3 separate regions of the Mus musculus genome follow, and regions 2 and 3 are each linked to region 1. Evidence: chromatin loops called from intact Hi-C (ENCODE). Cell type or tissue: heart. All regions are shown on one strand. Links, peaks and the distances in the headings refer to the core of each region. The heading gives the core; the rest is flanking DNA. Region 1 holds the start of Tmed3 (transmembrane p24 trafficking protein 3). Region 2 has its middle 9.2 kb from the start of Mir184. Region 3 overlaps Ctsh (cathepsin H).

What was found. Hi-C counts contacts between places; a loop is a spot of excess contacts. Peaks named below come from ENCODE experiments on the same cell type or tissue, not always from the same donor. Only the 100,000 strongest peaks of a DNase experiment are listed, where the experiment ranks them.
Region 2: a loop joins it to region 1, with 7 times the contacts of the local background. A loop is called at or near these places in 14 of 42 quality-filtered maps.
Region 3: a loop joins it to region 1, with 3 times the contacts of the local background. A loop is called at or near these places in 2 of 42 quality-filtered maps.

The regions. Positions count from the first base shown.
Region 1 is chr9:89,703,713-89,711,944 of GRCm38, forward strand. Tmed3 (transmembrane p24 trafficking protein 3) reads right to left here and starts at 1,331. Exons shown (of 3, transcript NM_025360.2): 1 at 1,034-1,331. The coding sequence starts at 1,213. In heart, for the core only: a CTCF peak has its summit at 3,409; a DNase peak (open chromatin) is centred at 1,309; H3K4me3 peaks cover 699 bases; H3K27ac peaks cover 721 bases.
Region 2 is chr9:89,788,983-89,797,214 of GRCm38, forward strand. No RefSeq gene overlaps it. Among named protein-coding and RNA genes, the nearest start is that of Mir184, 9.2 kb to the right of the region's middle. In heart, for the core only: a CTCF peak has its summit at 4,279 (motif pointing left); no DNase peak of the experiment used is centred there.
Region 3 is chr9:90,072,400-90,080,631 of GRCm38, forward strand. It overlaps Ctsh (cathepsin H), which reads left to right. Exons shown (of 12, transcript NM_007801.3): 11 at 2,469-2,594; 12 at 3,283-3,696. The coding sequence ends at 3,358. Among named protein-coding and RNA genes, the nearest start is that of Ctsh, 22 kb to the left of the region's middle. In heart, for the core only: a CTCF peak has its summit at 4,694 (motif pointing left); a DNase peak (open chromatin) is centred at 4,642.

The sequences.
Region 1 (8,232 bases), core at 1,153-6,152:
CCCTGTATAGTCCTGGCTGTCCTGGAACTCTGTAAACCAGGCTGACCTCGAACTCAGAGATCCACCAGCCTCTGCCTCCCAAGTGCTGGGATTAAAGTCCTGCGCCACCACTGCCCAGCCAAGAATATTGTTCTTATTCTTAGGCTGCCTGTGCTGAGGCAGGCACACACACACACACACACACACACACACACTGTATGTCGTCCATAGATGTGAGAGCAGTCTCATCAGTGACTCCACCATACATGGAATTGTCAGCAGAAGCAACCTTCAGAGCGTCTACCATAGAAGGGCTTACTCATTGTACACAACTGGGGTGCCTGTGTCACCTCATTTCTAGAGGTCTTGCTTTATGGTGGTCATTCATCCCTCTGACCCTATGCCTACTCATTAACCCTAGGGGATAGAGCCTTTACCAAAGCAACTGTTAGCTATGAGATCTGTCCATGGAGACCAAAGTGCAGGACCTAACTTTGTTGAGCCATATGGTAAGCAGAGAGGCAAGCCACATAGCCACACCACTGGGGAGGGAGTGTGTGTGACTGTCCTTAAGTATACACTGGCAGGGTTCGAAGTCTGCACTGAACCCTCCTTTCAAAAAAAAAAAACCCTTCATCACTCCAACTATGTCACCCCAAACTCCAGCTGTAAAGGATGCAGCTGACTTCAGCACCAGCAAGACACCCAGCCCAAAGTGACAGTTGGGTCAGACTGCCACCCAGTGGGTGTCCAGCTAATTAATACTGATGTTCCTGGAGGTACCTGGGAGAGGTCATTCTGGTCAATTCTGCAGGGGGCGACAGGGGGCGGTAACAGGCCCCCCATCCTGAGCGCTCACCTGTAGCCTGCCTAACTCCCCAGTGCCCCTGGCCCACTTCGGGAGGGCTCTGGCAGATACAAACGTTTCTTCTCAGGGAGAAGTCAACCGGTCTGGGGTTGTTATCCCCGACCCCCTCAGCCTTTGGTGGCTAATCTTGGCCGCTCCGGATGGCGGCGCACCAGTAGCCCCAGTGAGACGCGGCTAGGGCCGCACCTGGTAATCCAGAGAGAACTTCACGCCCTGCTCCACCTCTTCGTGGAAGCACTGCTTGGCGTTGTCCGGCAGCTCGAAGGTGAGCTCAGCGCTCCGCAGTGGCTCGGCCCGGAGCAGGAGCAGAAGCAGCAGCTGTAGCAGCATCTGGAAGGATGAAGCGTGCGGAGCCTCGTGGACCATGATGCTCCGGGCCTAGTCCTCTCTAGGCTCCCGCGCAGCGACAGCAGGGACAGCAGGGAGAGGGGAGGGGCCCCCTGAAGAGACGTGGCGCGAGCTCAGCACAGCGGTTCCGGGTGGCGGCCACTCCGCGCGCAGCCGCACACCAGAGAGGTGGGCGGGGAACCTTTCCGCCCGCTGCGCAAGCGCATCACTGAGTTTAGGCGCTATTGTATTTGATGCGGCTCTTGGACTCGGGTACTTCTCAGTGCGTCCCTTCAACTCGGAAACCGTTGGGCTTCTAGTCTGTTTCTGACTTGCTGTCACTTAGTGTCTGCCACGTCTCCGGAGAAATCCCGGACGTAATGAACACATTCAGTAGTTAGGAGGACTCGATGGACTAGAAAGGAACCGCAGGGAAGGGAGGCGACGGATCCTCCACTCCCCCCTCCTACCTAAGGTGAAGAAGTGTTCAACAAAGTAAACCCCATGGCTACACTGGGGGAAAACAGGTTTTCTTGCACACAGACTCCCTTCTGGAAATAAAAGCATCTAAAGGATTTCAATTATGTTTTCGCATTCGGGTCACATTGAAAATTTTTTCAGAGAGAATCTGCCATCCCCTTTAACTTCTAAAAGTGTTGAAAGACAAGTTGATTTATTGTCTTATTCATGACAACTGCCCTAAGAAGGATATATATGATTTTATGTTCACCATAGTCCATAAACAAAGAGACATTACATGTTATAATATTTGCTGATACATAAACACTTACTGTCAGTAGAACATTATTAGATATGGTGAATCTTAATTTTAACAAAGAATTTCACTACTCATATATACTACCACATAGATAAAATTGGCATACACTACCACTGGCCATACTGGATCCTGTATCAAGGAGCTAATGTGCATGAAAGCAGCACCCATAATATAATTATTAATAAAATGTACTATCTCTGTGCTAGATTAGATGTGAAAGAGGTGTTGAGCTGTGTGCCTTGGGGCTCCTTCCCTGCTTGTCCTATTTAACATTGACTTATATTTCTTATTTTCAATTATGTGTATGCACATGTGTGTATATGAGTATGTATATATGAATGCAGGTCTCCAAAGAGGCCAGAGGCTTTGGATCCCCTGGAGCTAGAATTGCAGGCAGTTGTCACTCATTTGATAAGGCTTTTGGGACCCAAACTGGGGTCCTCTAGAAGTATTCTTAACCAGTGAGCCATCTCTCCTCCAACTCTTAACATTTTTAATGAAGAGTATTTGAAGATGTGAAAGTTATAATCATCTAACTGGAAAATCAAGTGAAGAAAAACAAAACAAAACAAAACAAAACAAAACTGAAGTTCCCACAAGTTAAAGATGAAGCGCTACATTTAAGTTCCAGGTGGTGGGGATGGGGGTTGGGAGGGTGGGGGAGGGAGGGGGAATCTGCAGTGGTTCAAAAGAAGAGGCCTGGTTTCACAGCTCTTTAAGTTGGAGCAGGCAGAATTGGAATCAGCATCAAACTACATATAAGACAAGAGAAAATGCCTGAGTTTTAAAAAAATAAATTATTGCCTTAGCAGACAGTGATCAGGTGGTACCTATTGTATTGTTTTAGGAGAGCTATTTTCCGTTTGGGGCACTAGTCAAAGGAATGTGATTAGGAGGAAGCCAGCATAGACATTGCCAGGAAGCTGACTCAAACAGAGAATGCCCAAGGGAAAATAAATAAATAGCAGGACTTAGCATGGAAGCTAAAAACCAATAGGAAATGAAAGCTTTAAAAGTGTGCGGGCACTAACAATGTACCAGACACACTGTCATCTCACTATTCAACTCAACATAATTTATATTAATTGAGTAACCAGCTCAACATAGTTTATATTAATTAATATTCACTAGTAGCCATGTCTTTAAAAAAAATAAGTTTGCTCCTATTTGATAAGGAGCCCGGGATGTTTAATTCAGTAGCTCTTGTCATTGTTCACTTTTTCTGTGTGTCAGCAGCTTGAGCCAGCCTCAATTTATAATCTCCATGGTTTTGTGAGTCCATGGTTTTGGACAGTTGAACGTCAGGCAGTCTTCCCTGGATTTGCCCATGATGCTACATTCATCTAGAGTCCATCTGTGCTGGGCTGTGCAAGATAACCCCACTGGCATGTCTAGGGCAGATACAGGTTACTGGCTCTAATGCCTTTTTCTCTTCCAGGCATTCTCTCACCACTAGGAGGCTACTGCGGGAAGTCATCTTGCCTGCTTCTGTGAAAGCCTGCCTGTCAGGCAGAGTCAAGTCAGACCAGGGTCTACAATAAGAGGGGATATACTTGAACTTCACGGCAAGGGGCTAAATGTTCTGTTAATCTTGGAGGAAGGAACAGCAGGATTAGGAAGGCTTCCGGATGGGTACAGATATCAAATGTACATCATCCATTGTCTCTGCTGGCTTGTGACTTTGTTTCCCGACATACTGTAAGCCTAAGAGAATTAAACTCAAGACTGGACAGCCCTCCTCATTTCTAACCTTTGTCTATGAGTCTTCTTTTCCATCTTTCCTATAATCCTCACGCCCCTCTCAGAGGATTGCTGGACTTCCTACCAGCCAAACAGGTACAAGCTAGGCTATTATGTGACATACTCAGTATTATGTGACATACTCAGAGAAATATCCCAAAAGGACCCAGGCACAGATAGCAATGTTCTCTAAGAGCTAGGTTTCTGAATTCTTTCAATATCACTTTCTATACATTTTACTGGCCAATAGAGTCCAACGCTGATCTAGATATAAGAAGAAGGAGAAATAGATTTTACCCCTAAGGTGAGATGTTGTTGTAAAGAGGGAGCCTTTGGGGATGGAAGGCATTTTGTGACTGTTGAATAATCTTCTACAATACTCAAGTTCACCTGTCTCATTAATAGCTAAGCCGGAAGCTGAACCCAGATCTGCACGGTCCTGAAGGCTATATGAACCCCAACAAGCACACTGCCTCTACAAATCCTTTGGGATCATTAGTTCTCTGTGTTCCATGTGGAAAAGTTGGGTGCTAAGCATGAATGACACTGAGGTGTATCTCAGTTCAACATAAGAAGTATCTATCGGGAAGAGAGTTAATGGGCAGCACAGTTTCTACCCCTGCATATGCTAGAGCAGAGACAGGTGAACAGCCATGTTCTGAAGATGCTGTAGAGATGATTCATGAGCTAAGTGTAATGTTAGACAAGTTCTAAAGTGCCTTTGAATTTTTATATTCCATCATATGTGAGAAGTCCTAAAATTAAGAATATCTGAAAGAAAACAAAAACCACATCTGTCTGCCCTATTCCTGAGGTGACGTGTGAAATTCTTTTGGTGGTGCACATCTTTAATTCCAGCACTGGGAAGGCAGAGGAAGGCAGATTTCTGAGTTCTAGGCTACAAAGTATCCTTTTTGTTTGTTTGTTTGTTTTTTGTTTTTTTAAAACAGGGTTTCTCTGTATAGCCCTGGCTGTCCTGGAACTCACTACGTAGACCAGGCTGGTCTAGAACTCAGAAATCCGCCTGCCTCTGCCTCCCGAGTGCTGGAATTAAAGGCGCGTGTCAGATGCAGAAAAGGCATATGAGAAAATTCAATAGCTGTTCGTGGTTCAAACTCTTGGTGGCCTTAGAATAATAGATAATTTCCTGATTGCCATTAATATCCTTTAAAACTGGACCAAACTTCATGGTTCATGATAAACACTTAAATCTTTCTTTTTGGAGCTTGAGAAATAGTTCAGTGAGTATTAATGCTTGTTTGCAAGCGTGAGGTTCTGATTTCAGATCCCAGCACCCACAGAAAGATAGCTGTGCATGGATATGTGCATGCCTGTAACATCATCACTGTCCAGGGCAGAAATAGGAGGATCTATAGGGTTTACTGACTGCCGCCTCATCTCCAGGGTCAGTCAAAGACTCCTTCTCAAAGGAATAAGATGGGCAGTGACAGTTCTAGACACTAATGTTTTCTTCTGGCATTCACTCACACAGAGAAGCTTGCACACATGTACATGATGTGAGCATATACCACATACATTTGCACACCATACACACACACACACATACACACACAAAACCTTTCCTTTCCTTTGAAGTTGAGGTTACAACATAAGAGTATACTATTACAATTGAGATTTTCATTCAATTACAACCAAGAAGATAAGGCAAGGGAAAGAAAGACAGGGGTGGGCATTAGAAAAATAAAAGCCAGAATTGGGGTGTCACTAAGTGAAAGAAGCCAGAAACTTACCCAAGGATGCTTTAGGGATTCACATTATGAACTTTTGTTGAATTAGTCATTAATATTTTATAGTTCTGTGTTTGTTTCTGATCTCATAGTTATAAACGTTTAAAAGTAAAATAAGGCGAAACAGGCTATGTAAGATGACCTCTCTGTGCCATTTCATCCTTACCCCACATAGCAGGAGCACTCTCCAGCATACTGCTAGGATTCTGAAATAAAATCAGCATTTATCCATAGATGCAACTGATGAGAAAGAAATATGGATGGATCTGAAAATCATTATATTAAATGAAAAGAGCCATGCTTTCTAATATCTTGATCCAAGTATCAGGAGACTGTGTGCTGTATTGGGAGTAGCCTGAGCATATAGAAAACCTCAAGACCCACCCCCACAGTAACACTTGTCCTCAATAAGGCCACACTTACTCCAGCAATACCACACCTCCTAATAGTGCCACTCCCCATGGGCCAAGCATTCACACACATGAGTCTATGAGGGCCATACCTATTCAAACCCCGCCACATCACGAAACTAGAAAGGAGTTCATGAGATAGGGGAAAGAGGTTTTGAGGGAGGGTGACTGTGGGTCCATGTTCTCTAGTTGAACTCATGTGATTCAAAAGTGGAAAGAGGAATCCTGGAGGTGGAAGGGTTTAAGCATGAATAGTGGGCAGGGAGACAAGGGAGAGAGAAGAAAACTTGGGGAGGAAGCATCGACCAAGAGTAAATATTATGAAAATATAGTCAGAACACCTGATCCACTATGCATTCATTTTCTTTAAATGTCAACTGGTAAAGCAACAAAAAGAAATAAATCCATGTAGCCACTATATGGATATTGATAGAAAATTCACCAATAACTTAGTGTTAGCATGGAATTATAAGCAATAATTCTTAAAAACGGAGAAAGTAGAAAGTGTTTGCAAACTAAATTGCAGGGTATGTTGGTGTCAATGTTGCTTTCCTAGGACTTATCAGCTTCTACAGAACAATTCTTTTTGGAGTTGCAAAGCATTTTTAAATATTTTCAAATATTTATTTCTATTTTCTGTGCATGAATGTTTTCCCTGCATGTATGTGTACCATACGTGTGCCTGGTGACAGGGCCTTGGATTGGGCACTGAGAACAGAACCTGGGTCCTTTACAAGAGCAATAAGTGTTTTTAACTTCTGAGCTATCTCTCCAGCCCCTTAAACATCCTTTCTATTAGAAGAAACTATCCTGTCTTGTACTGCTGAACCAAGAGGGGCAGGTATTCCCGATCCCTGTTCCCTGATCCTAACACATATGAGTGTGGATCAAAGGTTCTGCCAACTGGTTGCTTTTGCCTATGAATCATAAAGTACATAAAGAGCCCTGAGGTTATGAGAGCGTATACCACAGTGTCAGCAGTGCTTCTTGGGGAGGTGGCCCCTATGACATGTTTTTAGGAATGAATTTGGTTACTTACCTTTCTTGATCCCAGCTCCTCTGTGAGACCATTTCTATTTTTTCCCATTGGTTCAATAGAGTTTGACCTTGTTCACTGAAATGCAGCTTGAAGTCTTGGGAATTCATCTCTGTGGTAAGTGGTTGCCTCGCATGTGCAAGGCTTTTGGTTTAATCCCCAACACTGGGAGTAAAACATCCATTTGAAATGGAGTTTGACTGTACTTGTTATTTTTTTTCATCACCCAAAATAGCTCTAAAGCTGTGCATTTGCTCAAAATGTCAGGAAGAGATGGGACAGAGAGATTTTATAGAGCACTTATGGAGGTGATCCTCACGGCAAAGTGGGCTCTTTTATGGCTCTATCTCACATTATATAGTCTAGTGAACAAACAGTTTCTCGTATGTATTTGTTTGCTTGCTTGATTGCTTGCTTACATCCCAAACACTGCCCCTCCAAGTCCTCCCTTCACAGAGTCCCTCCCCCATACCCCCTCCTCTGAGAGGGTGGTCCCTCCTCTGGACATCAGCCCCCTCATCCTATTAAGTCTCTGCAGGATTAGGAACATTCTTTCCCACTGAGGCCAGACAAGGCAGCCCTGTTGGGGAACAGATTCTACACTCAGGCTACAGGTTTTGGGATAACTCCCCAATTCCACTCCAGTTTTTTTTTTTTTGACCCACACAACGACCAAGCAGCACATCTGCTATATATGTGCTATGGGTGGCTGGGGGAGAAGGGGGGCCCTAGATGCCTCCCTCCAGTCACCTTGTGGTGTGTGCTCTTTGGTTGGTGGCTCTGTCTCTGAGATCTCCCAAAGGTCCAGGTTAATTGACACTGTTGGTCTTCCTGTGGAGTTTCTATCCCCTTCAGGCCCTTCAATCCTTACCCCAACTCTTCCATAAGAGTTCCACTTTCATCTAATGTTTGGCTGTGGGTGTCTGCGTCTGTTTCAATTAGCTGCTGGGTGGTGCCTATCAGAGAACAGTTATGCTAGGCTCCTGTCTACAAGCATAACAGAGTATCATTACTAGTTTCAGGAATTGGTGCTTACCCATGTGATAGGTCTCAAGTTTGGCCAGGTATTTGTTGGCCATTCCTTCTCTGCTCCATCTTTGTCCTTGCCTTGCTTTTAAACAGGACAAATATTGGGCCAAAAGTTTTGTGGATAGGTTGATGTCCTTATCCCTCCACTGGGATTCAACCAAAACAAGTCCAAACTTGTCTCATTAGACAAAATCCAACTGTTTCTCAAAGAACAGAAGCAAGAGGCTCCATTGCATGGCTTTCCTCAAGCATTTTGTGTTGGTAACACATATTTGAGTACAAAGCTTTATCAGTAGCATATCTAAAGGACCTAAAAG
Region 2 (8,232 bases), core at 1,703-6,702, 86 kb after region 1:
CTCTTCCAATTCAGGACTTTTTCTCCATCACCAGGACAATGAGCATCTCATAATAAAAAGGAAGACTCTTCGTCAGAAGGGATGAGCAAAGTGAACCTGCAAAGGTAACTTCCCCTTAGCTCAGAAGACTCCATTTGTTGAGGCTGCGCAGGATATCAGGAGAGTGGCTGAAACAGAGAATCAGAATCAAAGACTCCCCAATGCAACACAAGGGACTCTGCTAGGACACAGGCGTACTCTCAGTGGACACATAGACAGCTAAGGGGAAGCTCGCATGCAGCACTCCCTAATAGCATGATTGGGCAGCTCAGAAATCTTCCTCTAAGCAAATCTTTCACAGCTTTGGGGCTGAGAATACTAAAGGATATCATCAGACAATGAGCTTTTACAGAAACGAGAGAAGCACCATCCAGCCACATGGACACAGAGGCGCAAGTTGTGTGAGCCAGGCTGAAATCACCAATGTGTTCTTCAAGCCTTCAGCCGAGCATCTAGAACAACTCACCCCATCGCTGTCAGTGCCTCTGAGCCCATCAGAGTTTCTTCAGCAAAGCAGAGTGGCTGCAGGATGGAAGGCTAGGGCCACTAACAGTGGCCTGAATTGGATGTCCATACATCATCTGATAGTGGTGACCACAGAGTCCCACTTAAACATGGACATATGAAAAAAAGGGGGGGACAGTTGCCCTAAGCCTGGTTCTCAGGGCATCTGAGTAGTCCTGGGCAGAATGTCTGAAAATGAAGACAGACAAGGGAGAAGCCCACCACACTTGACATAATTGAATCAGAGAGTGAAGACATAGCACAAACCTCAGAAGAGAGGACAGCAGAGTCTAGGGTAGGTTCCAGGCTCAACAAAGAAGGGCTATAGTTGAAGGTAGAAAAACAAGGGGGAAACCTGGTGTTTCAGGGCTCAGAGCTTTGACACCGTTTTCTGGCGATCAGTCAGGTCAACCCATTCTTTAGTTGAGGAAACAGACCTGAGATCACTGAGACCTTTCAGCACTGCAACCAGCCCCAAACAGGAGCTACACAATACCCATGAGGACCTGGTGGAGCTTGGGATAGGAGCATCCTGTGTGTAGACAACAGCAGACTAAAGTCTATTCTGCTTGTACGCTAACCAGTCCTCATGGGGCCGCGGGATCATTCAGCCACGACTAGGTTGGTCCCTAGAGACAGAGCCCTTGGGGTATATTTTGACAGTGCAGATTTAAAGCAAGCAACACAAGAGCAGTGCAGCTGGAGACTCGAGCTCCCTCCTTCTCTGCTTCTCCCATCAGCCCACAGCCTCCCCTCTGGATAGCTTTTGGGAAGCTATCTCAAGACTGGTACTTTTTAAAATATATTTTTAATTTTTTTGTTACACCTCAATTACTCATTTTGTTGGGGAGGAGATGTGTGCACACATAAAGGGCAGAGGACAAAGTGCGGGGGTTAGGTTTCTTCCTCCACCATCTGGATCCCCAGACTCAGCGGCAAGCGCCTTCACCCACAGAGCCCTTGCAGGCCCAACCTGGTATTTTTATGGGGCCCAAACCATTTGTGTGATGGTGACATACACATCACTGGTCCAACAATTTCTTCCAGGACCCCTACTGTTGGATGACTTAGTGCCTGAGACAGCAGAAAGTAGGAGAGAAAAACAGAACTCAAGAGACCTAGAGCTCTAACCTCACTTCTTCACAAATAGCCCCCTGAAGAACCACTATGGGCGTCCAGGAGTACACGAGGTCTCCATCTGTTTTCTTGTTCCAAAACCAACCTCTCACTATGAATGATAACAACTACCTCACACTTGAAGTCTATACAATTAGCAGCCCCCGTAGCAATTAGCAGCCCCCGTAGTCAGTGTCTCAGAAGCAAGCGAGGCCAGTTCAGAGCTGCTATACAGGAAAAGCATTCCTGTAAGCCTTCCTTTGCCCTAGCCCTGGACAGCAGGGAAGACTAGAAGCAGGGATAGGTACTGTCCAGGAAATGCCATATTTGCCAGAAGAGAGAATTTTATCCTGCTCTTCCTGGCAGGCCTTTTTTTTTTTTTTTGGTAGGAAATAAGGTATTTCTCCCCCCACCCCCAAGTGAAAGGAGCGCCGCTTATGGCTCCCCAGTCAGACATGCGCTCTGTCTACAGACTTCCATCTATGTTTGTGTGAGCTATGCTTGGAGAAACAAGATGTCATGGGGGTCGGGAGGCACAACCAAGAAAACAGGAAGCAAGATCAAGGAAAATGGATCATACCTAGCTGTAGAAGCTCTCCTGACAGTGCTGGCCCAGCACAAAGACAATTGCAAAAGAGATGTGAAGAAAACACCTGTCTTCCCCTTCTCCACCCACACTGACCCCATGGGGGTGGGGGGTGGGGGTGGGGTACAGGCAGAAAGAGCAGACCATGCCACCACCCCTCAGCCTAGCCTAGCTTCCAGGCTTCATCTCAAACAACAGGCTCACCCTGTCTCACCTGCGCTGGGGAAAAAAAAAAAAAAGAAGCGCTTTAAATAGATGTGAGACCAGCATCTGCAAATGAACAGTGCTGAGTTCTTCATAAAGGCAACTGACAGAACTTTCTGGAAGGAGACCGCACCATCCCTGACAGGGCTGTTACCCAGAGAAAAGAGCTCGGCAAGAGTAGGGGGATTTACAGGGGGGAAAAAAAGAACAAGCTACCTCGCCTTCTTATTGCAACCATTCAGTAAACAAGTCACATTTTCATAACCTGGTTAGCTCAGAGGTTTTCTAAATCTGGAAGCAGGCAAGTGGGGCCAAGGAACATAGATACAGCCGGAGCAGAGCTGCACTACAGAGAATCAAAAGGTCCCTTTATAAAGGCTAGCCATGGCCACAATGGAGAGGGGACAGGAATGCCAGTCTCTGAACCTAGATTGAAGTACAGGCAAGGAGAGATAGAAGCCAGCTAAGTGCTAGGGAATTCTCTGTGGCTATTCAAAAGTTAAGTGACCTCTTGCTACTGTGGCAGAACCTTCCCCTAAAGAATAAAGATTTCGGAGGACCAATCGTTGGGCGAGGAGTAGGCGGGACTTCCAGGTCTAAGAGGGGAAGCAGGAGAAGATGGTTGGCTGGTGGATGGGAGATGAGGAGGCCAAAATGTAGTGGAGGCGCCCTTTTTCAGGTGGCGGATCTGTTGGGACCCACTATTGGAGGATTTAACTTAGAATGGCTTACAAATTAGGATGCTAGTTGCTGTGCCCAACGATTGTGTTACCTGTTAATTCTGAACTAAGTTTGTGTGGTATTTTCCTTCATGGTGCAACTCAACTGAGTTTCAGAGAACAAGGGCAAAGCATGGGTTTGCAAGAAGTGCACCCCCAAAGACCATGGGAATTTGGAAGCGTGGGGCTGGCATGGCAACGACCCACCATGGGAACTTAGCACTCTACAAAGTTGAGAATGGGGCCATCCTGCCTGCCGGTGCTGCAGGCGTAGCGTGGATTGCTTTCATAATTCACGTAACAACTATGTATGTGCCCTAGTGGTTGACTCAAAGACACAATTCAAGGGCAAAAAAGAAAAAACTCAAGTGTAATGGCATATACCTTTAATATCAGCATATGGGAGGCAGAGTTGGGCAGATTTTTTTGAGTTCAAGGCTAATTTGGCCTACATAGCCAGTTCCAGGTCAGCCAAAAAAACAGGCACAACAATAAGAGACAGATCCAGATGTAAAAGATGAAAACCCTGGTCGCATTTCACTATGAAAAGACTCAAACCACACATTAAGACCATTTGTGGGCCAAGACATTGCTGCCGTTCCTTTAAAACAGCTATGCTTACAAACGTGAAAGTTATTGGTGTAATCGGCCAACTGGGTACCAGAAAATAAAAAGCCTGTAATGCAGTTTCTGGCTGCTTCCGAGAAATCCCACAATCCAAACTGGAAGAGCCTACCAGCGGGGCCGCTTACTCATTAGTGTCTCCTCAGCATCCAGCAAGGATCATAGTAGCTGCACGATGAACGTTTCCTGAATGAACCGCCGAGTGAATAATAGGATGGATGGGTGGGTGGGAGGGCGGATATGAATGAATGGCTGGGTAAGTGGGTGGTAGATGAATGAATGAGTAAATGTATGAATGAAGCCTTTGAACTATAAGCATCTTTCCCCCACGGAACTCCCACTGTACCACTAGGTCCAGGCTGCAGACTTCTCCCAAAGGAAAAGATACTTGTGTTATGAAGTGTGTGGTCTTCAGCATGACAAAAGTAAACTGGGCCTCGAGTACTGACAGAAACAGCTTCAAGAGTCCGCCCTCTAGCGTCCAAATGGTAGACTGCACCGTGGGTTTCACCCTGAACAACCACAGCTGCTTTTCAAGTGGGATCACAGCAGCATCTTGCCTCCCACAGACCTTCTTGGTCTGTCGGGGGCTTTCTCCTATAATGAAATGGAGTCTGAGTCACCTTCTTTTAAATCTGGATCTGCTAGGACAATGAAAGAGGTGCTCTAGGTGCTAGGTTAGAGGCAGCAATACAATTGCTCCAGCCCTCCTGGGACACTGGTTCTAAGATCTTGACCATGCTGTAAAGAAGCCAATACCAACCAACACCACTAGAACATGTGCAAGTGTTCCAGACACATCCCTGGGACAGTTCTGAGCTGAGGTACAGCACCATCTTGCCAACCATGTGAGTGAAATATCCTCAAAGTTCTCCTCTTAGGCCCTAGCTGACATTACGTGGAGGAGAGGCAAACTAGTCCCCTCAACCCTATCTATATTGCAACTTTGTGGGGAAAATAAATGAAGGTTGCCAGTTAACCACAAAACATCACAATAACTGTGCAAACGCAGATACTGAGAACAACAAAAAGTTAGCTCGAATAGGTCAGAAAAGGATAAATTAGCAATATTTATTAAACATCCTTAAAAATCCCTATACCTTAAACCCAACATCCCATTTTGGGTGATTTAATCCTTGTAAAGAAAGTGAAAATGTATTTTTAATGCTGTATATATGCACAGTGGAGTTTTATTCAGGTGTAAATTAAAGAGTGGAATTAAGACATTTGTGAGAAACAGATGCAACTGGAGATTATCATGTTGATGAGAGTAAGCCAGGCTCTGAAAGACAGATACCTCATATTTGTATATGTGAAATCTAGACTTATACACTGTACTCATGTGTATGAGTGGGAAGGAAGACCCCTAAGGTGGGGGACACAAAGCAAGGTAATAAAATATATGAAGGATGGAAGCAGAAGAGGGGACTACTTGATGGATGGAGGGGGCTGACCTAAGGAGCTAAGGGGGGCAGGGAGGGCAGCAGGGATGCAAATAGGATCAATGTATGTGATATTTATTATGAAAATGAACATCACACTGAAATCTATTATTTATGATGGCAGAAGCCTGAGAATGTCAAACAGAAGGCTTTCCAGAGCTCCAGAAGTGAGTTCAAAACCACCCTGTGAGACTCGAGACTAAAAGTAAAAAAAAAAAAAAGGTCTGGGGACCTGGCTTGATGGCAAAGCACTTACTGGGAGTGTGTATGGCTCTTAATTCAAGCACCAGTGCAGCAACAATAATGTTAAAGGCACGTAAGAGAAGCACTAGTTAGAAAGAAGGGATAGGCAGGAAGATGAGAGGGTAATGGGAGATGAAATGAATCATAATATACTGTATACATGTAAGATAGTTCCAAAAATAAAGTAAAATAAAATCAAAGCACTGAAGACCACCCAAATACTTAACAGAGATTGAGTAATTCAATCAGTATGCCTTCTAGGGCAGTATGTTTCTAGTACAGGACTCCCTGTGGCCTGTCTGTTGTTCTTATAAGATGAATTCTTAGGGGCTGGAAATGGCTCAGCAATTAAGAGCACTTCCTGCCCTTCCAGAGGGCCCGAATACCTTTCCCAGTACCCACATCAGATAGATCATAGCTGCCATCACCCAGTTGTAGGGGACTCAGCATCCTTTTCTAACCTCCATGGGTACCTGCACACATATGACTATGCTCTTGCAGAGATACACCCATGAGTGTAAATTTGAAATTATTATTTTAAAAATATATCCTTAGTGAAAAGGAGGTGAGCTGTATCAAAGGTACCCACGATTTCAGTCACAACAGAGAATTTCCCACAAGGCCTATAGTAATCTATATTCCCATCTATGATATAGAATTTGACATTTCTCCATACCTTTAACAAGTGTCCTTAGGTAAATATTTATTTTTCTGTTTGTACTTCTTTTCCTATAAATTTTCACCTTGTATAATTCATTCATCTTTCTATCTTGGCTTTTTTCTCATCAATTTGTATCATTTGTACAACTGTCCTTTCTTATTGAAAATACATTTTATACACTATATTCTGATTTTCTTTTCCTCTTCCTACTCCTCCCAGTTTCCTCCCAACTCTTCCTCCCATCTGGACACACAGCCTTTCTGTCCCTTGTTAGAAAACAAACAGGCCCTTGAGAAATAAGAATAAAATAAAATATAATAAAACAAAAAATCAGAATTAGACAAAACAAACAAAAGAAAAGGAACTTTGGTTTTTTTAAAGCTTGAGAAACAGATATAGACACAGAGACACAAACATTTGCTCACACAGGACTCCCACAGAAACACAAAACTGAAAGTCATCACATAAGTGCAAAGGACCTGTAAGATTCATTTTGGGTTGGCAATCCACTGCCTGGCATGGGCCTACCCTTTAGAGTGGTTTGTTTGTATGACTGAATTTTGCTGGTCATACGACTTTGAGGAATATTCTATAAGGGTTGTTCTGGCCTATATAACAGTCACTGTGCAGCTATCTGCATCTAACTAGCTGAGCTTACATAAGATGAGGAATTCATTTCTTCAGTCATACCAGCTTTGCTTCAGATGTCAGTAGATCCTTGTGGCTGGTGACAGTGGCGTTAATAGTGTGGAATAGACCATTCTTAGAGTGTGAAGGGTTTGGTATGCATCTCTACCCACCACTTACCATCCATCTTTATGTTGCAACACAGCTAACTCAGAATTTTTATATTTAGGTTAGTAATCATTTTTTTGTAATTACTAAGTATGCCCCCCCTTATTAAGTAAGCTAATCCTATCCCAAGATTATTACTTTAAAGGTTAAAGTATTCTAAATTACATTTGTTTGATTGATTGATTGATTGATTGATTGTTGCCTTGGGAGAGACAGACAGTCATGTGCCACAGTGTCAGTGTGGAGGTCAGAGGACAACATGTGAGAGTCATTTCTTTCCTTCCATTATTTGAGACCTGGAGATAGAACTCAAGTCACCAAGTTTAGTGGCAAATGTTCTTGAATGCTCAACTGCCTTACCAGACCCAAAGCTTCCATTTGTATTGCTAATATTTTACACCACGGTTCTTCCCCTAAATATTTTTATTTTCTTTTTCTATATACACATGTATGGTGTGTGTGTTTGTGCATGAGTGTTAGCCTGTGTGTTTGTGCTCATGTAGGAGTGCACATATATGTGTACATGTGGAGGCTCAAGGTGGATGTCAGGGATCATCTTCCATTACTCCTCTACTTAATTCAGTGAAGCAGACCCTCTAAATCAAACCCAGAGCTCCCCCAGAACATGCTTGGGGATTTCCTGTCCTCTAAGACTTCAAGTACAGGCAAGCTGCCATGCCCATCCAACATTTAGGAGGACTCTGGGAAAATGAAATCTGGTCCTCACATTTATGCAGGAAGCACTTGACCACTGAGCTCTGGACTCAGCCCTAGGTCTTTAGATTACAAAGTGTCTACACATCAAACCTGTACTTGTGATTTTGTTTCCTTTCACATATATTTACATCCTTTACACTGCTGTTAGTGTTAGCTATACATTGTATATGGAATGATGCTCTTATTAGTGAACTGTACTCTACTTCCAGGCTTAAAATAGTTCTGTCTTCACCTTTGGTCAGGGGAGTGCTTGGTTGCGTTGGTCAGGGGAGTGCTTGGTTGCGTTTCCAATGCCAGTGTTCCCTCTGTGCTTACAAACTCGAGGCATTGAATGCAAGTAACAGTAAGAAAGAAGCATTAGAGGACAAGAACAAAGGCAAAGGGACAAGGCTGTGATGGTGAGGTGCATTTTGAGAGCACATGGCTTGCACAGTACCACGCACATATCCCAAATTGGTTCTCTGCGCATCTCCTATGTGACTCTTTCACCCCAACTTGCCCATGCTCAACTGCAGCAATGCAAAGATGATTTGCACTCAGACCTGAAGTCCTTCATCACCATCACCATCACCATCACCACCA
Region 3 (8,232 bases), core at 1,961-6,960, 370 kb after region 1:
CCTTCGCTACGTGTAGAGCTAAGGCTAGTCTTGTCAGCATGAGACCCTGTCTCACACACACACAAAAAAAGGATCAAAAATGGGAAAGGAAAAATAGCTGTTTTCAGACATCAGAATTCTATGCTAGAGAGTTCACTATCTGGTTCTTCAGGAAGACCGTAGAGAGAGAGAGAGACCTTATCACCCAGAGCCTCATGGTTAGTAGACAGTCGCTCTATTGATGAGCTGCACCGTGTCCCCTCCCCCCGTGGCATGTCTAGTATGGGATTTCTACAGTCCCTAGGCTGCCCATTGGGCTACAGGAACACATTCAGCAAAGAGTCTATCTAGTTACTCCCCCTGCTCTCCAGGCTCCTCCATCTTCTCTGTTTTCCAGCTACCCCTAGAATGTCCATGTTCTTCTGGGCTTTGCCCTCAGCCCTCTATACAACCATAAATCCACTGCCAGCTATTTGATAGGAACATCCATGGCCCACCAAGTCCCTTCCAAGTATTATACCTATGCTTAGATCTGAGTGTTATTAGACCCTGCCAATTCGGCCATGGAGACCTCCAACCCTGCATTTGCCTGACCCAGGGCTCCTTGAAGGCATCTATGTCTGTTAGCAGACCCACATCCCTGATGCTGTGCGAGAGGCCAGAGCCACAACAGGCTGCTCACTCTCCTCTCCTCTCTATTCCATACCATCCCATCTTTAGATGCTTCCTCACTGGCTTGTTCCTAACATCTGTCTCTCCTACAATAGACATCCAGGCCTCTCCTCCATTTGGACCCAGAATCCTTCTGAAGTGCTTTTCTGTCTATGAAAATTTCTGTGTAAGAGGATATATATATATATATATATATATATATATATATATATATATATAAATGTGTATATGTATATATATGTATATATATATATTCATGTCTGTCCAAGTATGCATGTATATACATGTGAAGGCCAGAAGTCAACATAACTATGTTGGTGCACATGCACTTGTGTGTGTATGTAGTGTATGTATGTGGAGGTCAGAAGTCAATCTAACGTGTTTTCCCTGATGACTTTCTTAGTTTTTGAGACAGGGTCTCTCACTAGCCCTGGTTAATGCTCAATAGTTTAGCTGGTCTGGCAGGTAAATGTGCTCCAGGAATTTGTCTGTCACCACGTCCCCAGCACTGGGATTCCAAAAGTAAGCTGGCTGTTACACATGTTCCCATGTATGCTGGGAATCTGAACTCAGATGCTCAAGACTCGTGTGGAAAACACCTTTCCTCCCTGAGCCATCTCCCTAGCCCTATGATGCTTTGGGTATAAATAGCCAAGGCCTCCCTCCCCATTACCCAGGGTTCTTGGTGATTTTGCTCCCCTCTTCCTCTGCACACATCTGTCAACAAACCTCCCTTCTTGTCTCTCCTACAAAGCTCATTCTGCCCCTATTCCCTCATGTGAGCCATGAGGAAGGGCTTATAGTTTCATATATAACCCCTGCTCCTCAAGGAATCTTCACTTCCCACCCTACTGGTTTAGGTCCCACTCCTTGGGGCCCCTATCCCCTACTTAACTGGCACATCCCGCAGTCCATTACAGAGCAGCTTCCTCTGCCAACTGCCCCCTACCAAACAAAGCTTTCTAAGAGCAGAGAGGGTCCTACTGTCCGTCGTTCAGCACCTTGCCCTGAATGTGACACATTCTGATGACAGTTCAAAGTCCACTTAATTTCTGTATGCCCTTGGGAATTGATTTCTTCCTTTCCTTTCCTTTCCTTTTTCCTTTCCTTTCCTTTCCTTTCCTTTCCTTTCCTTTCCTTTCCTTTCCTTTCCTTTCCTTTCCTTTCCTTTCCTTTCCTTCCCTTCCCTTCCCTTCCCTTCCCTTCCCTTCCCTTCCCTTCCCTTTCCTTTCCTTTCCTTTCCTTTTTCTTTTCTTTTTTGAGACAGGGTTTCTCTCTGTAGCCCAGGCTGGTCTCAAACTCACAGAGTTTGCCTGCCTGCCTCTGTCTCCAGAGTACTAGGGTTAAAGACTTATGCCCCCACACCCTTTCTTTCCATGCCCATTGAATCAACATGTGGCCACTGCAGTTTGTCTTCTCGAAGTCCCAGAGTTTTTCAGAGGCTAAAGGGCAAGCCTACATATTTGCCCTAAGTACAAGGTCATTTTTCGAAGGAACGCAGAAGCAGCAGAGCAGTGGCTGGACTCCAGTCCAGTACTGCAGCCTATAGAAGTGCAGCAGGGACTCCTCCCCTTGCCGGGAATCAGAAGTGTTCACATGGAGTGGGATCGTGTGGAGACTACTGAAGCAGAAGGGCTGAGAACTGATGAGACTTGTTGACTCCATCATGGCTGAGCCGTAGCTAATTGAGACCCAACACACCAGCCTGCCTCCAGTGGGAATCATTTCTACAGCACTAAAGAGCCCTTGTTTGTGACAGTCCTTGCCTTTATCCGCCCTATACTCCAAGCCTTTATAAATTTCATTTTCTTTTCCAGTAAATCCTGTCATAAAACTCCAGATAAAGTAAACCATGCAGTCCTGGCGGTTGGCTATGGAGAACAGAATGGATTACTCTACTGGATTGTGAAAAACTCTTGGGGCTCCCAGTGGGGGGAGAATGGGTAAGCCCTTGTTGCTGATGTCTGAGGCGTCCGGTGGTAGGAGGCATCACTACTTCAAAGTTAAAGAGTCTTCGGGAGTTGGACAGCAAGCTCTACCAGGCCAGGGAAAGGAGAACATGAGAATGGAACCTTCACATGCCAAGGTCCTGTTAGCAAGACCCTCCCCATCATAGGATCCCAGGTCCCAACAAGTCTGCAAAGGACAGGACACTAATCAGCTAATGAGGTCTGTAACTGAAGGTTACAGGCAGACCTCAACGTCTTGCTGGGACAAAACCAACCTCTGGAAGGGTCTGAGAAATGAAATCAGTGAATTCGTTACAGTGAGTGACAGCCCCCACCCCCACCCCCTTTGAATCAGGATGAAGAGACAGACACACACACACAACTGAGAAGGAGAGTTTTTGTTTTTAGGAAGCCATACTGGCTGTTAGATAGCTATATGAGGACCCAGACAGCAGCAAGAAGGGAACCTCCATCAATTCCGGGGAGAAGTAGGCTATGCAAGGAGAAAAAGGAAGAATTTAGTTACAAAGTGCGGCCAGTCATTTCCTGCTGATAAAATAGCTGTTCTGTGAAGAAATACAGAGGGCCTAATCTCTCAAGTTTTGGTTTGCACCAGAACATTCTAGAAAGTTCTGAGGCGAAGATGCTACTAATCAGTCCTCAATCCCTTCTCTCTGCCCAGGTACTTCCTCATTGAACGTGGGAAGAACATGTGTGGCCTGGCTGCTTGTGCCTCCTATCCCATTCCTCAGGTATAAGCCACGGCTGCACGGGCAACTGATTGGCAGACCAAGGGAGGAACTGGTCCTTCGATGAGAATGCCACCCTGGAGAAAATTGTGTGGAAATCCACCCAGAGGCCCTCTCACTCCTGAGTCTAGACGCCTAAAGACAGGAAGGACAAACTTGAATAGCGACAAGCCCACCCACGTGACATCATCACCAGAAATACGCTTGGATTGTGGTTTTTTAATGACCCAAACCCACGTGGACCTAGAATCGTCTCTCTTTCCAGCTCTCTTCATGTACTGGGAGCTGTAATGGTTACCTTTTCTATGTTGTGTATTCAATAAACACACAGTAAATACCTCCCTGGGCGTAGGTCTCTAACTGACATTCAATTCCATCTCTCTGGACAGAGAAAGCATCGCTTGCTTGCTTGGAGTATGGTTCGGGTGCTGATGCCTGCCAGATGGAGATCCCAGGAGGGAGAGCAGGTTTAGAGATTCTGCTGTTTCCAAACCCGGGGAGGAAGAATGGAGCAAATAGGCCAGGATGTGGCACAACCAGGGTAGAGCCAAGATCTCATCTATCTCTGTGACTGCTGTTGCTGTCACTGGCTCCCAGTAGGGGTGCCCCACCACTTCCTCAGCAGGCCCTCCTTTGGGTAGCCCTTATGCCCCTGTCCTCTACACCGCATGCCCTCTTCTAGAGGCTATTCTGCAGGCCTCTCAGCTCCAGGGGCTTGTCTACAGCCGGCTGTAGCCCTTGGGCCTCCTGAGAGCTAGAAACTTAATTGGAAAAAAAATGTTCATGACAAAATTTGACAAATGTAATTGTAGTTTAATCTATTAGAAAGTTCTAGTTACATAAGACACTACAACTAAGTCAACCCACATACACACACACACACTCATCATCATCATCACCATCTAGGCAAGGCCGTTCATATGAATCATAAATTCAAGGCCTGCCTGGGTCACTTAGTAAGACCCTGTCTCAAAAACTCAAAAGGACTTGTGGGGTTTGTGAAGTGGCTCAGTGGGTAAGAACATCTGCTGTGAACATAGGATGACGAGAGTTTAAGTCTTTAGCACCCACATAAAACCTGGGAGTGGCCACGTGTGCTTCAAACCCAGTGTTGGGGATAGAAACCGGCAGATTCGTAAACAGCACGCTCATACGCAAGGAGAGATGACTGTCTCAAAAAATAAGATGGCGGGCTGGACCGGCAGCTCCGCTGGCTTCTCTTCCAGAGGAGCAGAACCCCCACAGGTGGGTCAGAACCCTCTGTAACTCTTCCAGCATCCACCTCCATTGCAGGTCCAAACCATCTGTAACTCCAGGTCCTGTGGATCTGCTGCCCTCTTCTGGCCTCCAAGGGCATTGCATGCATATGGTACACAGGTACTCAGGCAAAACAAACACAGACAAAAATAATTTTCAAAAATTATATATGTACATATATAATAAACAATATAGAAGGTACTTAATGTACCCTGGTGGCCTCAGCACACAAGTGTACTCAAGACACGTATGCACATACATGATACATATACATATGCACACACAAGACTATGTAAGTCAATATACTTGTCAAGTACTTGCCAAGACTGTGTGAGGCTCTAAGTTCAATTTCTAGTGCCAACACACACACACACACACACACACACACACACACACACACACATACTGAAAAGACCTAAACATGATTAAAAAAAATTTTGTCATAGTTAAAAAATAACATGAAATAAAAGTATAACTCTAGGTGTATTAAAGACTCCCAAGTCAATGGAGAGTGGTATGAGAAGAAACCCACTGAAGACAGGAAATAGCAGCAAGGTCCAAGGACACCACAACTGCTCAAAATGAACCTGCAATCTAGCTACCATGCTTGTCTATCATTCATGAGGCCGTGGGTTCAAACCCCAGCTCCATGGAAAAGCAAAACAAACGAAAATGGAAAAGAACTCAGAAAATGGCTAATTTAAAAATTTTTAAAAATTTAAACAAAATCAGAAAAAAACCTATATAACAACAAAATGGTATCTAGGAATAACTACCCAAAGTGTTATATGAAGAAAATAATTAAATTATAAAAAACTTTGCAGGTGTGGTGACATACACCTTTAGTCCCAACACTTTCACTGTGAGTTTAGGGCCAGCCTGGTTTACATAGCAAGTTCCAGGCAAGACAAGGTTACAGGGTCAGCTCCATCTCAAAAAACCAACAACAAGAAAATTATGAAACACCCCAAAAAAGCACAGAGCACAGTAAGTATATTCTCAAGTGATAAGATTAATGTAAATTGACTTTTGCTAGAAGTAGAAATATAAGTGTAGTATATTTCCAACTAAAATCTCGAAACAAAAAAAAAAAAATATTCAGTTTACCTGGGGAAGGAGTAAAGAGTTTTTAAATTTTACTGGGTTTTAGTCAATTTTAAAATATTTAGTTTGGGGTCTGAAGAGATAGATCAACAGTAAAGAGCACTGAATGCTCTTCTAGAGGACGCAGATTCAATTCCCAGCACCCACATGGCAGCTCATAACTTAGCTGTAACTCCTAAATCTAATATCTTTACACAAACATACACGCAGGCAAAAAAATATCAATACACATAATTTTTTTTAAAGTTAAAAAAATATATTTATTTTGGATGTGCATGCATGAGGTCAGAGGAGAGCTTGTGGATATCTTGCCTTCCACAATGAAGGGTCTATGTCTCCCACTCGGGTCACTAGGCTTGGCTGCAGCAAGTGCCCTGACCTCCTGAGCCATCTCATCAGCTGCAAGATAAAATCCACTTTATAAACAAGTATCAAGAAGAGATTATTTTTGTATTAAAGACATATAAAATGTCACCCATTAAGGTAGTACATAAATTAAGGATAATTAACTTCAAAGAATCTTTAAAAATGGGAAATGAAGACATACATCAGTAATAGAAGACAGATTTTTTTTTTCTTTTTGAGATGGAGTTTCACTGTGTAGCTAGCCCTGGATGGCCTAAAACTCCCTGCATAGGCCAGGCTGCCTCTGCCTCCTGAGTGCTTGGATTAAAGGTGTACACTACTGGCCTATGTTTTTTACCATTCAATAAAAGGTGTCATAAAATTCACAATTAAACTACTTTAATTTGAACTCTCACTACTATGTTCTTTTAAACTACTATGTTCCATTTAAATTACCATGTTCTTTCAAAACACCATTTTAAATTTACAAAATAATTGCAAAACTAGAGCCCCTCTATACTCTAGTTATTACTAAGATCTGGCTGTGATATGGCACCTTTGTCACAAGTAGTGTACCAGTTGAGTCCTTCCAATTTTTTTGATAAATAAATGCAACTTAAAAAAAAAAAAAGGTAACATTTGGGTGAGGCTATAGCTCAGTCAATGACACAGTACAAGTGTAGTATGTAAAAGTCTCAAACATTGTGCACTGATCATACAGAGAGAGAGAGAGAGAGAGAGAGAGAGAGAGAGAGAGAGAGAGAGAGAGAGAGAGAGAGAAAACAAAACCCTTGGCTAACATGTAAATGGTGAGATACAGACACAAGACAGGAATTGGCTCTCACCAGCTCTGTACAGCAGATTATACACTGTGGTGGTTTGAGTAAGGTTGGCCCAGGGAATGGCAGTATTAGGAGGTGTTGCTTTCTTGGAGTAGGTGTGGCCTTGTTGGAGGAAGTGTGTCACTGTGGCGATGGGCTTTGAGACCTTTCTGGAGCTTTCTGGAAGTTAGTCTTCTCTTAACTGCCTTCGGTACAAGAGGTAAAGCTCTCAGCTCCTCCAGTGCCATGCCTGCCTAGATGCTGCCATGCTTCCTACCATAATGATAAAGGACTGAACCTCTGAACCTGTCAGTCAGTCTCAATTAAATGCTTTATAAGAGTTCCCGGGGTCATGGTGTCTCTTCACAGCAATGAAATCCTAACTAAGACATATATAGCCTGGGCAATCAGATAGGAGGATGGTAGAACGGGTGGGTATTCACATTCAAAGAAGCAAAACCATTCTATCCATAAATGGCACCCTATATAAAGCAAACCGTAAGGACACATACTCTTTTAAGAGCTGAAAAATGAAAGATCATCCTGAAGGCTTTTGTAATAAAGTGAAAATTCCAACAGGATTTGCAAAACCTTGGTGGTCTAGCATCTGAAATATGTGAAAAACTCCTATACCCCAGCAAGATCCCCCTTTTATTTTATATTTGCATCTTTACATGTAATTAAGCTTTTAATTATATTTTTATTTAGGAAGGGGCGAGGGGACACACACATGTTCACGAAGCATGTATACAGGGCAGAGGACCACCCTCAGGAGTCTGTCTTCTTCCTCCACCTCATCGCTCTTGGGAATTGAACTCAGTCTTGTGGGCTAGCACCTTTACCCACTGAACTATCTCACTGGCCCTTCCTCCTTTAATTTTGTATTGCAATTGTTTATTTTGTATGTGTGCACGTGTATGTGTGTAGACATGCAGGTACCACAATGAATATATTGAAGTTAGAGGACAAGTTGTGAGAATTGGTTCTCTCCTACTTTCATGTGGACCCTGGGGATTGAACTCAGATCATCGGGTTTGGCGACAAGCACCTTTACCCACTGAGCAACCTTGTCATCCCCCAAAATGCCTCATTTGAGGTGATAGATGATGGAACTCAAGGTAGAATACTTGATTAGCACAGTAAGATATCTATCCCCCCCCCATCCTTACCATGGCGTTAAAACAAAACAAAACAAAACAAAACAAAACAAAAAAACCACTTTTGCAAACAGTGGTTAATAGCTATATTCCAGGAGATGTGAGAATGGACAAAACCCCTTTCATAGACCTGTCTTCTCATTGCTACAGTGCAGTGCCTAGACTCTTACAGACTATAGCAATCAGAATAGTGATTATA